Linked DNA regions of Homo sapiens: region 2 is linked to region 1. Evidence: read pairs that join two places in POLR2A ChIA-PET (ENCODE). Cell type or tissue: A673. All regions are shown on one strand. Each heading gives the region's core, and the rest is flanking DNA. Links, peaks and the distances in the headings are about the cores only. Region 1 overlaps FNBP1 (formin binding protein 1). Region 2 overlaps FNBP1 (formin binding protein 1).

Evidence for each region. ChIA-PET counts read pairs that join two places held together with the same protein. Peaks named below come from ENCODE experiments on the same cell type or tissue, not always from the same donor. Only the 100,000 strongest peaks of a DNase experiment are listed, where the experiment ranks them.
Region 2: POLR2A ChIA-PET joins it to region 1 with 16 read pairs; 14 of 35 experiments call an interaction of 5 or more read pairs at or near these places.

The regions. Positions count from the first base shown.
Region 1 is chr9:129,992,960-130,001,288 of GRCh38, reverse strand. It overlaps FNBP1 (formin binding protein 1), which reads left to right. Exons shown (of 17, transcript NM_015033.3): 2 at 6,331-6,446. Among named protein-coding and RNA genes, the nearest start is that of FNBP1, 46 kb to the left of the region's middle. RefSeq lists enhancers at 4,625-4,694, 4,715-4,814, 4,955-5,234, 5,645-5,774. In A673, for the core only: no CTCF peak of the experiment used is centred there; no DNase peak of the experiment used is centred there; H3K27ac peaks cover 3,149 bases.
Region 2 is chr9:129,888,623-129,896,951 of GRCh38, reverse strand. FNBP1 (formin binding protein 1) reads left to right here. Exons shown (of 17, transcript NM_015033.3): 16 at 956-1,114; 17 at 6,406-8,329. The coding sequence ends at 6,413. Among named protein-coding and RNA genes, the nearest start is that of MIR6855, 23 kb to the right of the region's middle. RefSeq lists a silencer at 3,568-3,862 and enhancers at 7,095-7,982, 7,937-8,026. In A673, for the core only: no CTCF peak of the experiment used is centred there; a DNase peak (open chromatin) is centred at 4,871; H3K27ac peaks cover 4,661 bases.

The DNA.
Region 1 (8,329 bases), core at 51-8,050:
CTGGGCTGGACTCATTGCAACCTCCGCCTCCCGGGTTCAAGCAATTCTCCCATCTCAGTCTCCCGAGTAACTGTTATTACAGGCGACCGCCACCACACCCGGCTAATTTTTTGTATTTTTAGTAGAGATGGGGTTTCACCACGTTGGCCAGGCTGGTCTCGAGCTCCTGACCTTGTCATCCGCCTGCCTCGGCCTCCCAAAGTGCTGGATTACAGGCGTGAGCCACCATGCCCAGCCCACCATTAGCTGTTTTAAAAAATTTCAGTTTTACTTGAAAATGTTCTTAATGAAACAGTGAAGATTATTCATTTTACTAAATCTCAAACCCTTGAAGATACATCTTTTTAATAGTGTGTATAGTAAGATGAGAAGCTCTTTAGTGCAGACTAAAATACATGATCCTGAGTTGTAAGTTGAACTAGCTGCTTTTTTCATGAACACCATTTTTACTTCAAAGAATGAGCGACAGACAAACTTTTGAGTATCTGGCAAACATTTTCTCAAAAATAAATGAAGTGAGCCTGTCACTTCAGGGAAACAGCTGGCAATGTTTGTTGCCAATGATAAAATTCTAGCTTTAAAGTGAAAATTAGAACTTGGGGAAATTGTTTTTCCACTGTGAGTTTGACAGCTTCCAAATATTAAAGACTCATCAGAAAAGATGAGATTGGTACTGATATAAACAAATGTGATTCAAAAAAAATATTTTACAAGAAATGTTTCAACAGTTGGAAGATCTGCATATATCTATGATATAATATTTTCTTTTTTTCTTTTTTCTTTTGTTTTTGACATGGAGTCTCGCTCCATCACCCAGGCTAGAGTGCTGTGGCGTAATCTCAGCTCAGCCGAGATCAGCAACCTCCCCTTCCCAGGTTCAATCAATTCTCCTGCCTCAGCCTCCCGAGTAGCTGGGATTACAGGTGACCACCACCACACCCAGCTAATTTTTGTATTTTTAGTAAAGACGGGGTTTCACCATGTTAGCCAGGCTGGTCTCCAACTCCTAACCTCAGACGACCCGCCTGCTTCTGCCTCCCGAAGTGCTGGGATTACAGGTGTGGGCCACCATGCCCGGCTGAGATAATATTTTCTAAATGATCAATGAATAATTTACATGATCATATACAGGTAAAAGATCCATTCAAAATGTAAGGTGGACCAGTGGATCTTACTGTAGCTGAGTTGGAAACTGCATCTCTATGGTTTCAGATTTCATATTGCAACTAGCCTTTGAGAAGCTATGATTTGTCAAGTTTTGGTGTGGTATCAAAGGAGAATGTCTGCACTGATCTAAAAAGGGCCTTGAAGTGTCCTTTGTTTTCTAGCTACGTATCTGTGTGAAGTTGTGTTTTTTTCACATATTTCAGCCAAAGTAAAGAATCGTAATAGATTGAATGCAGAAGTCTCTATGATAATCCAGCTGTCTTCTATTAAGCTAGACATTAAAGAGATTTGCAAAAATGTAACACGGTGCCATTCTTCTTACTGTTTTGTTTTGGAAAGTACAGTTTTAAAAAATAAAAACATGCTCTTTCCATTAACATGTAATGGTAATGGGTTTGTTTTCTTTTTAAATGAATAAATACCTTTAAAAATCTCTCCATTTTAAATTTCTGATTGAGTAAATATTGATAGATGTAACTCACACAAAAGCTCTTCGGAATTCTCAATGATTTTTTTTTTTTTTGAGACAGAGTCTCACTCTGTCGCCCCAGGCTGGAGTGCAGTGGTGCGATTTCCACTCACTGCAACCTCTCCCTCCCAGGTTCAAGTGATTCTCATGCCTCAGCCTCCCGAGTAGCTGGGACTACAGGTGTGTGCCACCATGCCTGGCTACTTTTTGTTTTTCTTTTGTAGAGATGAGGTTTCACCATGTTGGCCAGGCTGGTCTTGAACTCCTGTTCTCAAGTGATCCACCTACCTCGGCCTCGCAAAATGCTGGGATTATAGGCATGAGCCACTGTGGCTGGCTGGTTCTCAAGGATTTTTAGGAGGGCAAAGGGGCCCCCAGAACCACCGTGATGTGACATCAGGCAGGAAGGGATGCATTTTTGATGACACCATCCCCAAAGTAGCAAAGGCTGTTTTTAAAGAGCCGTTTATAATATTTGTTCACAAAGGAGTCCTTTTAAGATTTGGATTTTTTTTTCCATTAACTTTTCCACATTTTAGTCAAGAATGTAAGTGGGTTGATTCGTTTTTCATCTGTCTTGAATTTTCTTCTAGCTGCTGTCAAGTCAGTGCTGCAGCAGTTCATGTGATAGTGAGAGCGTGGGGGCATCCTCAGGTTTCACAGAGCATCAAAAGAACTCTGCTATAGTCACAAACAAGCACCAGCTCATTTGTTACTGAGTAAGGTTTTTATTATTAAGATCTTCTATCTTATTTGGGCTCTGTCATCTTGGTAAACGCTTTATTATAGCTTGTAGAATGGTCCTGAATAGAGATAACTTTATGGAAAACATATTGTTGGATTGAGGCCAGTAATTTTTAAGGTGGACTCAGTTCAAATGTAGATGGGCTTTTTCTGTTGTTTTCAAGGGCTTTGGTATCGAAAGCTGTTGCTTTGTATAGTATACATCAGTTTGAATGCAAAGTGATATGGTGGGGGGAAATCTGTAGTCAGGTTGTTAATAGGCCAAGAATGAAACCTAAGAGCATATCCTCTGGGCAAGTTTTCAAGGTGGCACCTATGACTGCTGAAAACAATCAAGGCTTTGGAGATTATGGGAAATCATACAGGGAGAGGGCTTTTTTGTTTTTTTTTTTTTGAGGTGGAGTTTTGCTCGTTTTGACCAGGCTGGAGTGCAATGGCCCCGTCTTGGCTCACTGCAACCTCCACCTCCTGGGCTTGAGCGATTCTCCTGCCTCAGCCTCCCAAGTAGCTGTGATTATAGGCGTGCGCCACCAGGCCCAGCTAATTTTGTATTTTTAGTAGAGACAGGGTTTTACCATGTTGGCCAGGCTAGTCTCAGACTCCTGACCTCAGGTCTCAAACTCCTGATCCTCCCGCCTCAGCCTCCCAAAGTGCTGGGATTACAGGTGTGAGCCACCGCGCCCGGCCATTTTTTTTCTTTTTTTTTTTTTTTCGAGACAGAGTCTCTGTCTTTCGCCCAGACTGGAGTGCAGTGGTACAATCTCGGCTCACTGCAACCTCTGTCTCCTGAGTTCAGTGGATTCTCCTGCCTCAGCCTCCTGAGTAGCTTGGATTACAGGTGCATGCCACCATGCCTGGCAAATTTTTGTATTTTTAGTAGAGATGAGGTTTAGTAAAGATGACTGTGTTGGCCAGGCTAGTCTCAAACTCCTGACCTCAAGTGATCCGCCCACCATGGCCTCCCAAAGTGCTGGAATTTTGGATGTGAGCCACCGCGCCCAGCTGGGAGAGGGCTTTTAAATAAAGGAAAGGGTGTTTATGTTTTTGGTTTTTGTTTTTTGAGACAGGGTCTTGCTTTGATGCTCAGGCTGGAGTGCAGTAGCCTGATCATGACTCACTGCAGCCTTGAAGTCCTGGGCTCAAGTGATCCTCCTGCTTCAGCCTCCCTAGTAGCTGGGGCTACAGGCATGTGTGCCATGATGCCCTGATAATTGTTAATCATTTTAAAAATAAATATGATTACTGTGAAACTAGATCCACAAAGGGTTACTGATAAGCAGAGGGCTTTGACGAAGTCGTGCTCTCAATTTGTAAGAATGATTTGTAGTCATAGCTTGAGTTGTGTGTATATTTGTTCTCTCAAGTAGTTTAAGGTGATCTTCAGTCTCGTTTACACTATTAGCTTACTTGATGACCCTTGACTTTATAAATAACATAATCTAGTGTTTCTTAAACTGAAATCTAGGGGTTTGTGGAATATATATTATTGAGGACCAAGAATCAACTTTAAATATTAAAAATTATTAGTCATAAAGACAAACATTTTGCACTTTTGTTTTATAATTTTGTATTTAATTTTTTGAGACATAGTCTCATTCTGTCACCCATGCTGGAGTGCAATGGTGTGATCTTGACTCACTGCAACCTCTGCCTCCTGGGTTCAAACAATTCTCCTGCCTCCCTCAGACTCCCGAGTAGCTGGGATTACAGGTGCCTGCCATGACGCCCGGCTACTTTTGTATTTTTAGTAGAGATGGGATTTCACCATGTTGTCCAGGCTGGTCTCGAACTCCTGGCTTCAAGTGATCCACCCGCCTTGGCTTCCCAAAATGCTGGGATTACAGGCGTGAGCCACCTCACCTGGCCAAAATCTCAGTCATACCTTAATAAAGTGGTTTTAAAAAAAAACAGGCCGGCCGGAGGCAGTGGCTCACACTTGTAATCCCAGCACTTTGGGATGCCAAGGCGGGAGGATCACTTGAGCCCAGGAATTCAAGACCAGCCTGGGCATCATAGTGAGACCTCCTCTCTGCAAAAAATACAAAAATTAGTGAAGGCATGGTGGCGGGTGCCAATAGTCCCAGTTACTCAGGAGGCTGAAGTGGGAGGATCACTTGAGTCTGGGAGGCAGCAGCAAGCTGAGATTGCACTACTGCACTCCAGCCTGGGGGAAAGAGCACGACTCTGTCTCAAAACAAACCAACCAACAAACAAAAAACAGTCTGAAGTAAGACACTGAATGTATACTGTTAGATTGCACAAGCGTAGGATTAAACACTAGCTTTATATTTTTATATTTGAGTTGGCACTTCCCCATTTCGCATGATCCTCATGACTGATTTGTGAAATTAGGAAATTAGATTATAGCTGCGTCTTACAGGCAAATGACTAAAACTTGAAACATTTGGGGGCCTGTCTCTGTGAAATCCCTTTGCTGGGGCTAGAACCCTCATTTATGACTGTTACCTCTCAGGAGGCAGCAAATTTTCCATGGAGAATTCCATTTCCACTGGAATTCTCTCTTCCCTGTGATGTGCTCATGCCCCCTCTGGCTCGCCCCCTTAGTCCTTTCTGGGCTCTGCTTCCTGGGCCAGGCCCTCTTTGCTAATTCTGTGTATCCTTGCTGTCGTCTTTGGTGTTCTGATCCTCGGCTGTTGCTTGAGATCCACCTACTCACTTGATGCCCTTCTTGAGTTCTAAATCCTTCTGTGTTTCCAGCTCTCTTCTGGACAGGCCAGTCCCTCATTCAACATGTCAAAACAACATTTAATTTTCACCCCAAACTGTAGCTCTTTCTTATCTGGATCTTCTGTTTAATTCCGGGAAGCAGAACCTGAAAGTCACTCTGGAATCCTCCCTCCCCCTCATACCCTTGCCAGCCTCCACGTCCAACCGGCCACTCACACACTAGTTGATTGTGTTTGTTAAATGTCCCTAGAATTCTTCCCTTCTGTGCCTATTTTGTCTCATCTAGACTGTTGGAGCCATTTCCTGGCTTTCTCTTCCAAGTCCTCTTGTGCCTGCTGGAGAGTCTAAACTCCTAAGCTCGTCCTTCAAGGCCTTGGGTGATCTAGCTCTGAGCTGTCTCTAGTTTCATCACTCGCCAACTCCACTTCCCTTCTGCCCCACCCACCTCCACCTTGCACTCAAAGACAAATTCACTTGATTCCTGGATATCTCCATGTCTTTGCATTAGCTGTTGCTAGCATACCTGTCCCCTCTCATTCTTTATTTGGGGGGACAGAGTCATGCTCTTATACCCAGGCTGGAGTGCAGTGGTACAACACCATGCCCAGCTAATTTAAAAAAATTGTTTTTGTAGAGATGGGTTCTGTGTTACCCAGGCTCCCTCTTGTTCTTCCAGACCAGAAACCCCAAGGCACAATGCAAACTCAGGCTGTATTTTTGTTCATTTTGGTTCCCCAGCTCCAGGCACTGTTCCTGGCTCACAGTGTGGGTTTGGTGTATGTTTGGAAGAATAAAATCCATGTGTTTTATTTTAATCATTTGAAGAAAGCAAAATTTTGTAACACTTCCCCCCGTTCCTCGGCTCAGATTCAATCAGCTGTTTTGAATGATTACCCAGAGATAACAGTTAAGGTGCAAACCGTGTGTGGCTGTGTTTGTGTGTATGTTTCACCTGTCGGTTTTTGGCGTCTGGGAATGACATTTTTCCTTGCACTGAGACATCAGTTATATCTGAAAACTATGTTTCTAAAAGGAATAGGAAATATGAATGAATAGGTCAGAGTTCAGTACTCCAGGCGGTTTTCAAACCAAATTTGGTAATGTTGATTTAAAATGGCTCAACAAAAAAGCACCCCAAGTATAATCATGGAAAATATTAGTACTACTTTGTATGTAGTAATATGTTGTTAAGAGAATTATTCATTGAAATTATGTTAATCACAGGGAAAGACCATAACTTCTCTCTTGGTTTGTTTCAACAGGATCAGTTTGACAACTTAGAAAAACACACACAGTGGGGAATTGATATTCTTGAGAAATATATCAAGTTTGTGAAAGAAAGGACAGAGATTGAACTCAGCTATGCAAAGCAACTCAGGTAAGTTGATATTGAAAAAGGTTATTTGTTAACTGCAAAATGATGTAAGGATAACGTATATTCTCATTTTACAGTATAAATGTATATTTTAAATATTTTTCCTTTTATGTAAGGTAATATTTCAATAGAAGTGATTGTTTTTCATACAGAAAATTAATTTTCATAGAACATTAAAAATAAAAACTAAATTACTGCTTTAAGGCCCAGTTTTTTTTTTCAACAAGATATTTGCTGAGTTTTGGAGCAGCTTGTTTCTCAGTAAACTTTTTATTGAAATATATTAATAACATATGTACAGAGAAGTACACAAATCATAAGTGTGCAGCTCCATGAATTTTGACAGTGTGAACACACTCATGTAACCGGGCACCCAGGTCAAGAAACAGAAAGACCAGCCTGGCAGGCCCCCTGGCCCCCTCCAGCTCCCCACTCTCCCCCCAGCGGTAACCACTCTCCTGACTTCTAACCGCGTGGATTAGTAGTGCCCACTTTTGAACTTTACATGAGTGTAATCATTTGGTATGCATTCTTGTGTATCTGGCTTCTTTTGTTCTATATTACGTTTGTGAGATTGACCATGTGGTAGCATGTGGTGGGATCTGCTTATTTTCATTGCTGTTGAGTGTTTTGGTCTGTGAATGCACCAGAACTCATCCGTTCTGACTAGGTGATTGGTTGTTTCTAATTTAAGCTATAATGAGTAGCGCTCCAACGAGCATTATTGTACAAGGCTTTTTGTGTGTATCTGAACACATTTCCTAGGATCTACGTAGGCATCTAATTGCAAGGTCACAGGCTACTCATATGCTTAGCTTTGGTGGATAGGGTTCAGCCATTTCCAGTGTGCTTGTACTAATTCACACTCCCTTCTGTAATGTGTTGAGGGGTCATGTGGAATAGTATTTTAAAAGTACTTCGGGCCGGGCGCAGTGGCTCACGCCTGTAATCCCAGCACTTTGGGAGGCAAAGGTGGGCGGATTGCCTGAGGTCAGGAGTTCGAGACCCGCCTGGCCAACATGGTGAAACCCCGCCTCTACTAAAAATACAAAAATTAGTGGGGCATGGTGGCAGGCGCCTGTAATCCCAGCTACTTGGGAGGGTGAGACATGAGAACTGCTTGAACCCGGGAGGTGGAGGTTGCAGTGAGCTGAGATTGTGCCACTGCACTCTAGCCTGGGTGACAGAGTAAGACTCCTTCTCAAAAAAAAAAAAAAAAAAGTGCTTTGGGGCCAGGTGTGGTGGCTCATGCCTGCAATCCCAGCACTTTGGGAGGCTGATGAGGGAGGATAGTGTGAGCCCAGAGACTTCAAGACCAGCCTGGGCAACATAGTGAGCCCCCTGTCTCTGTTTTTTTTTTTTTTTTAAGTACTTTGGATCTCCTTACATCTTTTAATGATGAGATTATCCAAGAAATTTGTGTTTTTATAGAATATATTTAAAAGTTCTTGGTAGAACTAAGCTTGAACTTGAAGTGGCATGCAAAGTCCTTAATGATTTCATGTTGTATAGTTGTAGTTGAATTGGTTTGTGGATATTGTTTTAAGGCCTGTTAAAGAGCTAGATGATTTTGATTTAGAAACATTTACTTTCCTTTTTCTTTAATTTTTTTTTTTTTTTTGAGACAGTCTCACTCTGTCGCCCAGGCTGGAGTGCAGTGGTACAATCTCAGCTCACTGCAATCTCCGCCTCCCAGGTTCAAGTGATTCTCCTGCCTCAGCCTTCCAAGTAGCTGGGATTACAGGCTTGTGCCACCATGCCTGGCTAATTTTTGTATTTTTAGTAGAGAGAGTGTTTCACCATGTTGGCCAGGCTGGTCTTGAACTCCTGACCTCAAGTGATCCGCCTGCCTCGGTCTCCCAAAGTGCTGGGATTACAGGCGTGAG
Region 2 (8,329 bases), core at 169-8,168, 100 kb after region 1:
GTGTTTAAAGAGGAGCAGTTGGGCCGGGCGTGGTGGCTCACGCCTGTAATCCCAGCGCTTTGGGAGGCCGAGGCGGGTGGATCACCTGAGGTCAGGAGTTCAAGACCAGCCTGACCAACATGGTGAAACCTCGTCTCTACTAAAAATACAAAATTAGCCGGGCGTGGTGGCACATGCCTGTAATCTCAGCTACTCGGGAGGCCGAGGCAGGAGAATCACTTGAACCCGGGACAAGTGGCATCACACTCCAGCCTGGGCAACAGAGCAAGACTCTGTCTCAAAACAAACAAACAACAACAACAAAAAAATTGGGAGGCTGAGGCTGGTGGATCACCTAAGGTCAGGAGTCAGACCAGCCTGACCAACATGGTGAAACCCCATCTCTACTAAAAATAGAAAGGTTAGCCGGGTGTGGTGGTGCACACCTATAGTCTCAGCTGCTCGGGAGGCTGAGACAGGAGAATCGCTTGAACCGGGGAGGTGGAGGTTGCAGTGAGTTGAGATTGCACCACAGCACTCTGGCCTGGGCAACAAGAGCAAGACTCCATCCCCCACAACCCCCCCAAAAAATAACAGACAAAAGAGAAGCAGTTGGAGCCACGAGGGTACCTTTCTCCTGAGAGAGATCCAAGTGAGACAGAAGAAGACTAGAGAAGAGAACCAAAGATTTATCCAGTGAGAAATACTTACCATTCTGGGAGGGAGGAGAAAGAGGGCCCTGGAGGACTTAGAGAGGGTCCCTAGAGAGACAGAGGTAAGAACCTGGACATTTCTGTGCAGAAGGAGATGGTTTTGAGGCAGTGGGTGAGGGGTCCGTGCATCTGAGAAGGTCCGAGTGGGGTGAATTTTGTGTGGACTTCATCTTCGACGACACTTGTTTCATTGCGAAGGCCACTGTTTGCTTCCTCCCTGCATTTGCCAAGACATCTAACATATCCTGATATTGCTTTTTCAGGTCAGAATGAAGGAACGATTTCCGTAGTTGAAGGAGAAACATTGTATGTCATAGAGGAAGACAAAGGCGATGGCTGGACCCGCATTCGGAGAAATGAAGATGAAGAGGGTTATGTCCCCACTTCATATGTCGAAGTCTGTTTGGACAAAAATGCCAAAGGTGCTAAGACTTATATTTAATACCATAAAAAAAAAAAACTTAAAAAAAATGGAGTTGTTTCTCCCCACAACCATGACTGTTACAGGCAGTTCCTCAAGAGACTGGCTGGCAAGCACCATAATGCACGTTCTCCTGTAGTCTCACGTGGACTTCAGGGTCTGGGCACCTGAATTGCCTTGTCTAGTTTGGGCTGTAATCAAGTTTCACTTGCTGATGAAATTTTATGTGGAAAGCTGCCAACCGCCAACTTACAGCTATGTCATTCAAAATCTGATAAACATTTCTTCTTTTGGCGGTATCTGTAGATTAAAAAAAAAGTTGCATTGTAGCTTCTCATCTTTCTGAATTTAAAAGCCGGCACGCATCATGCAGGTGCCAAAGACTTCCCTACTCTTGTTTATATCTAGTATCCACCATACACTGAGCTACATTAGGTGGTTACAGATTGTAACTTAATAAACTGAACTGTGTTAGTTTGTTAAATTGTATACTCATTCACTTGGGAGGAAGTCACAAGTGAAATAACATCTCCTTCTTGACTAAAGCAGTAAATAAGATTCTTATATTGGCACCAAAAGTGTGTGTTTTTACTTAAACCTGGTCAGCATCCTTGGTAGGGCATCACGAGTACCCTGTTCCATCTACATGATCCCAGACAACCAGCTGAAATCTGGAAAAGTTTGGTGAATTGACCACTTGATTTTTACATTGCATTGCTGATTTTCCAAGTGTCATCAAATTGACAGGTTTTTGTTGTTGTGTTTGTGTTTTTGTTGTTGTTGTTGTTTTGAGACAGAGTCTGGCTCTGTTGCCCAGGCTGGAGTACAGTGGCTCACTGCAACCTCCGCCTCCCCCAGGTTCAAGCGATTCTCCTGCCTCAGCCTCCCGAGTAGCTGGGATTACAGGTGTGCACCACCACGCCTGGCTAATTTTTGTATTTTTAGTAGAGACGGGTTCGCTCTGTTGGCCAGGCTGGTCTCAAACTCCTGACCTCAAGTGATCTGCCTGCTTCTGCCTCCCAAAGTGCTGGGATTATAGGCGTGAGCCACCGCACCTGGCCCAAATTGACAGTTGATCAGATGTGCTAGTGCTGTTTAGATGGAGTTACTTAAAAGGCAGAGCGTGTCCCTGCATCAGCTCCTTTTGGCTGTGATTTCCTCTCACACTTGGTTCGGTTTCTGTTGGTTTTCCAAGTAGAGCTGCACTCACGCTTGCCCAGGTGGGGCTATAAAGAGAACGTGGTGTGGCAGCAAATGCTTCTCCCCACAGACACAGATCTCAGCACATTGCTGTTCAAAGACTTTGGGGGTTTGCTTTTGTTTTTTTGTTGTTGTTGTTTTTGTTTTGTTTTGTTTCTGCTTTTAATCATTGGCAAGGTTTGGATTTACTGGAAATTATTTTAGAATTTCTGGCTCATTTTATACAATTAACTGTAGCCAGAATGAAGTAAAATGTCTCACCACATCGAAAGGAATCTAGGCCACATGAGAATTTGCATTTTTAAATTGGCATTGATGTGGGAGGGGAGATAGTGAAGTTGGTCACATGCGTAGATGGTTGCCAGGCATTTCACTGTGCCCATTTCCAGAATCCACCCCGAGATCATAGACAACCCACTACAAATGGGTCAGAATGAAGGTGTTGGGTCAGATTCTCTTTTTATTTGATTTTGAAAATTATTTCCTTGTGTCCTTCCTACTTTCAAGTAGGAAATTAGCCCCTGCCTGCCTCTACATTGTGGGTTCATTTGATCAGCTCAAGTCCATTTAAAGCTGATTTTCCAAGCAGTAGCTGCACATTCGGGCTCTAGAACCTAGTAGGGGTTCTGGATGCTAGGGGCCGTGTTTCAAGATTCTCACAGCCAGTTAACCTTTATTTAGTGACAGCCTGATTTTTTAAAAAACTTTTTTTTTTTTTTTTTTTGAGATGGAGTCTCGCTCTGTCGCCAGGATGGAGTGCGGTGGCACAATCTTGGCTCACTGCAACCTCTGCCTCCTGAGTTCAAGCGATTCTCCTGCTTCAGCCTCCCAAGTAGCTGGGACTACAGGCGTGTGCCACCATGCCCAGCTAATTTTTTGTATTTTTAGTAGAGACAGGGTTTCACCGTGTTAGCCAGAATGGTCTTGATCTCCTGACCTCATGATCTGTCCACCTCAGCCTCCCAAAGTGTTGGGATTACAGGCATGAGCCCGTGCCTGGCTTTTTTTTTTTTTTTTTTTTTTTTTGAGACAGAGTCTCACTCTGTCACCTAGACTCAAGGGCAATGATACAATCCTGGCTCACTACAACCTCTGCCTCCCGAGTTCAAGTAATTCTTGTGCCTCAGCCTCCCCAGTAGCTGGGATTACAGGTGCCTGCCACCACACCCGGCTAATCTTTGTATTTTTTTTTTTTTTTAGTAAAGACAGGTTTTCACCATGTTGGCCAGGCTTGTCTCAAACTCTTGGGCTCAAGTGATCCGCCCGCCTCAGCCTCCCAAAGTGCTGGGATTACAGGGTGAGCCACCGTGCCAGGCCCAAATTTCTTTTGGATACTTTTGCTGGCATAGTATCAATAAAGCCACCCATCCCGACCCCAGGCCTCTTTGTAGATATTGCAGCAAGAAAATCAGCTGACCCTTCAACCACAAGGATCTGTTTAAATGAGCAGTAGGAAGTTTCCAGCTTTACCCAGTAAACAAGTGAATGGGAAACCTAAGGTATTAAAATCTGACCTTTCTATCCGATGACAAACTCATTTCCAGTCTGTGAACTCCTGGACAAAGCAAACTAACCACTGAAAAACTCGAAAATAGGGCAAGACGACATTAACCTTGTGAAAGTCTGCTTTGAAAAAAGGCATTCTGTCAAGCTGTGTATTTTTTTCTTGATTATTCAAATTTATTTCGTTATTCAAATTTAATTCAGAAAATAGCTCAGTTGGTTTCAGGGGGAATGGGGTGGGAGGGGTTTGGGCACATAAATTTATGATGATAATTTTAAATGTACGATCATTAAGTTGTATGCCTCAGTACTATAACAGGTGAATCTCTGTAATATTGACTAAACAGTTAAAAGATATTTTGTAAATTTCAGGTCCATCGCATCAATGCATGAAATATTAGAAAACCAAATTCCAAAGAATCAGGAATTTCCATTTCCACCCAAAGTATACTTTATTATCTTCTAGCAGTTGTCTGTTAATATAAAAGCAGCAAAATCTCAGCTACTTATATAATTTTCTCCTTTTATTTGAAAGTTACACTTAGAGATTAATAATATGTACAGAGAAGCTTTTCCTGCCTACTCTGTTTATAACTCTGTCCAACTTGCCCACAAACACTGCCCTCCTTCAACCCATCTGATGTGGGCAAAGCCACTGTTTTCTTAGGCCCATAACTCAGTGCAGCTGTTTTATTTTTATAATGCCGGTCAACCTTTTTGTGTGTGTGTGTGTGTGTGTGTGTGTGTGTGTGTGTGTGTGTGTGTGTGTCTACGATGTGCTTATTTAATAATTGCCAAAATATTTAGACTAGAGTAACTTCCGGTGGGTCAATTGGATTGTGACTTTCTTTTGTGGTTTTTTGGTTCTTCGATTGCTCTCTGTTAAATATTTTCATAATTCCCCCCACAGAATACGTGTGTATATACTGCAACTTAAAAACTAAAAGCAGTACTCGAATGAGTTGTTTTAATGTTGTACTTTTATCTGTTTGTTTTATGGGTTCTCCTGCTGCCTAATGACCTTTCTGTTTTTATAACTGCCGGAAAGCCGCGAAGCCTCTCGCATGGGGAGCTAGGTCCCCGCTGCGGCTCCGCACTTGAGTTTATTATAAACTCTGGGGTTCTGAGTAAGTTTTGTTTGAATACAGCAACATGATTGTCTCTTTCTATTCTTATCCTAAAAGACTCTGTCTGGCATCTTTTAGTTGTACCCTCGTATCTGCTTCTCTAATAAATGTTATATTTTTTCTCAGTATTGTGTATTTTAAGTGACTTTTCATGTTTCCAAGAAAATTATTCTGTGTAATATGAATATTTAACTCTTTCATCTCCAGTAATAGGGGATTTTCTAGCCCAATGCTTTTTTAAAAATTCTGCCTCCCACCCCTACCTCCTCCTTTAAATGATGGCACCTCCCCTGTTTCTGATCTTGCGTGCACTCAGGGCCTGAGAAGTCTGTGTTTCTTTTGTTTCTTTTCTCTCTCCTTGAGATGAAGAGCTTTTCACGGTTTATTGCGGAATGAATACAGAACAACAGGTTTTCCTTTTCACCAAAGATTTTACATTGTACTGCTGAAGAGCCAAGAGTTTCCTTCTGAGAGAATTGGACCTTCATGTTCCTTGTACCATTCTAGGAAATTGATGCATTTCTTTTCTTTTCTTTTTTTTCTGGAGTTGAATTCTCACTCTGTTGCCCAAGCTGAAGTGCAGTGGTGTGATCCTGGCTCGCTGCAGCCTCGACCTCCCTGGGCTCAAGCCATCCTTCCAACTCATCTTCCCGAATAGCCGGGACTACAGGCGCATGCCAACATGCTGGTTAATTTTTTTTTAATTTTTTGTAGAGATGAGGTCTGGCTATGTTGTGGCCCAGGCTGGTCTTGAACTCCTGAGCTCATGCATCCTCCCTCTTCAGCCTCTCAAAGTGCTGGGATTACAGGTATGAGCCACTGCACCCAACCTCCGTTTCCTTTTTTTTTTTTTTAAGACGGAGTCTTGCTCTGTTGTCCAGGCTGGAGTGCAGTGGCCCGATCTCAGCTCACTGCAACCTCCGCCTCCTGGGTTGAAGCGATTCTTCTGCCTCAGCCTCCCAAGTAGCTGGGATTACAGGCACCTGCCACCACGCCAGGCTAATTGTTGTATTTTTAATAGAGATGGGTTTTCACCATGTTAGCCAGGCTGGTCTTGAACTCCTGACCTCGTGATCTGCCTGCCTCAGGCTCCCAAAGTGCTGGGATTACAGGCATGAGCCACGGCGCCCAGCCCCGGCCTCCGTTTCTTACTTTCTCTCAAAACTAAACTTATGAGAAAGACGAGTTGGGGCGGATGGCCTCATCAGTCTCCTGTTTGGGCTTCTCTTAACTCTGAAGGAAAGACCAGCTAAAGGCTAGAGAGAAAACCGTGAAAGTTCCTCATCTCAGACCCGCCCTGTGGTAACCGATTGCTCTAAGACGCCCCCTCCCATCCCTCCCCTCCCACTACCCTCCCCTCCCAGGGCGGTGCAGTTTGTAGCCAAGAGCAAAATGCCCGCCTGGAACCCGCGCCTTCCTCTCTAACAGAGAGTTTCTCTTTCTGTTTCTCTTTGTGTTGTAGATTCCTAGAGGGGAGTGCCTGCGAGCCTCGGGTGAGCCTTCCTGGAGGAGCCTCCGTCTGCTTGTTCCCACAGGCCTCCAGCGCCCTGCCCTGTGGACAGCCCACCCCTCCGCAGCCCCATCCCTGCGGGGCGGTCTCTCTCTCTCTCCAGCATGCTCCCTGCGGCCCTGCCCTCCCGCCCAGCCCGGGCCACCTCGTGGGGGACAAGTCTCGCCAGCGCCCACCCCCATGGCTCGGGTCAGTCCTCATCGCTCCCCCTCCCCACCCCGCGCAGGCCACTGAGACGGTGGGACACACGCCCCTACCTGCTCCTTCCTGGGCCCTCAGTCCACCCGGGCTCGTCCTGGCAGCCCTTCCGCGCTTCACACAGTGCCTTTTGTGAAAGTGTCATCACGGGTCCCCTGAGGAGACAAGGCAGGTCCAGCGCACATCAGGCGGACTGAGCACTCGATGTCATCCGTGTCGATGTCATCCGTGTGTCCCAGACTGTCTGCTGTAGAAAACACTTCCTCCTCTCCTGAGTCTGTGAAGTCCTCAGTGGTCCTTTTTGGATTCTAGGCTTGCACCTCATACTAAACATTGACCCTTTCACTATGCCCTCAACCTGGGAGCATCTGGCAGGCAGGGGGGCAGGTACACACACACCCACAGGCACACCCACCAGTACACACGCGTGCGCATACACACATTTTGGTTTGACGCCCTGTTTTCAGTGGCCTGGGGAGGTCCACACTGGAAGTCGAATTCCAGCTCGCCTTGTTGACTCGCCTGTGTCCACCGGCCATGAGGAGCCCACGCCTGTCCTCCCCATCACTTTCCTGTCCCTGAGAACTGTAGATCATGCGCTTGTGAGCGAGGCCCTCCCCTCTGCACCAGCTCATTGCAAAGCGAACATCCTCTCCTTTCCAGGAGCCCCAGGATTAGCATCTGAAAAGGGTAGCACTTCCTTTTTTGTTGTTGTTTTTTTTTTTTTTTTGAGACGGGAGTCTCGCTCTATTGTTCAGACTGGAGTGCAGTGGCATGATCTCGGCTCACTACAACCTCCACCTCCTGGGTTCCAGCGATTCTCCTGCCTCAGCCTCCCAAATAGCTGTGATTACAGGCGTGCACCACCACGCCCGGCTAATGTTTGTATTTTTAGTAGAGACAGGGTTTCACCGTGTTGGTCAGGCTGGTCTCAAACTCCTGACCTCAGGTGATCCGCCCGCCTCAGCCTCCCAAAGTGCTGAGATTACAGGTGTGAGCTACCGCACCCCGCCGAGGTTAGCACTTTCATCACCAAAGACCCCGTGCCTCTCGTGGTCCTTTGAGGGATCCCGCCGCCACCACCCTTGTATTTTATCACGTGCTCTTCAGGGCATGTGGAATTCGTTGAGTTTGCTTTTAGAGCCAAGTTTCTTTCCCTGTGTGGGTTTTTGAGGAAAACCTGAGGTCCCCTAATCTGTGGCCACCACCCCCCCCCCCCGCCACGCCTTAGAGCAGAGCAGCCCCTCCTCTCATTTGGTGCAGAAACAGTCAAGAGGAACCATTGGCCTAGAGCTCCTGTGACCGAGAGCGCCACGGAAGCCTGGGGATGACGTCGGGCAGCTTTATTCTTTGCTTGGCTTTGGTAACTAGGTGGTCCCCTCAAGCATCCTCAGTTCCTCTTGCTGTTTATGAATCTAAGACAAGGAAGTCCTATAGAAGCCAAAGGGACAGGGACGGAAAGGACAGGTCCCAAGGGATGGGGCTGTCTTTACTTGTGGAAACCAGGAAATTGCTCCTCTCAGCCAACCAAGGTTGACCACACACCACCCTTCCGGAGCAGCTCAGTCAGCCCTCGGGGACGAGAAACCACAAGCGCAGAGACGCTGAGGCCCAGGCAGGTGAAGAGGAAGTGGCTTTGGGTTTTTAAAGTAGGTGAGCGTGAGCCTCTCTGACTGCT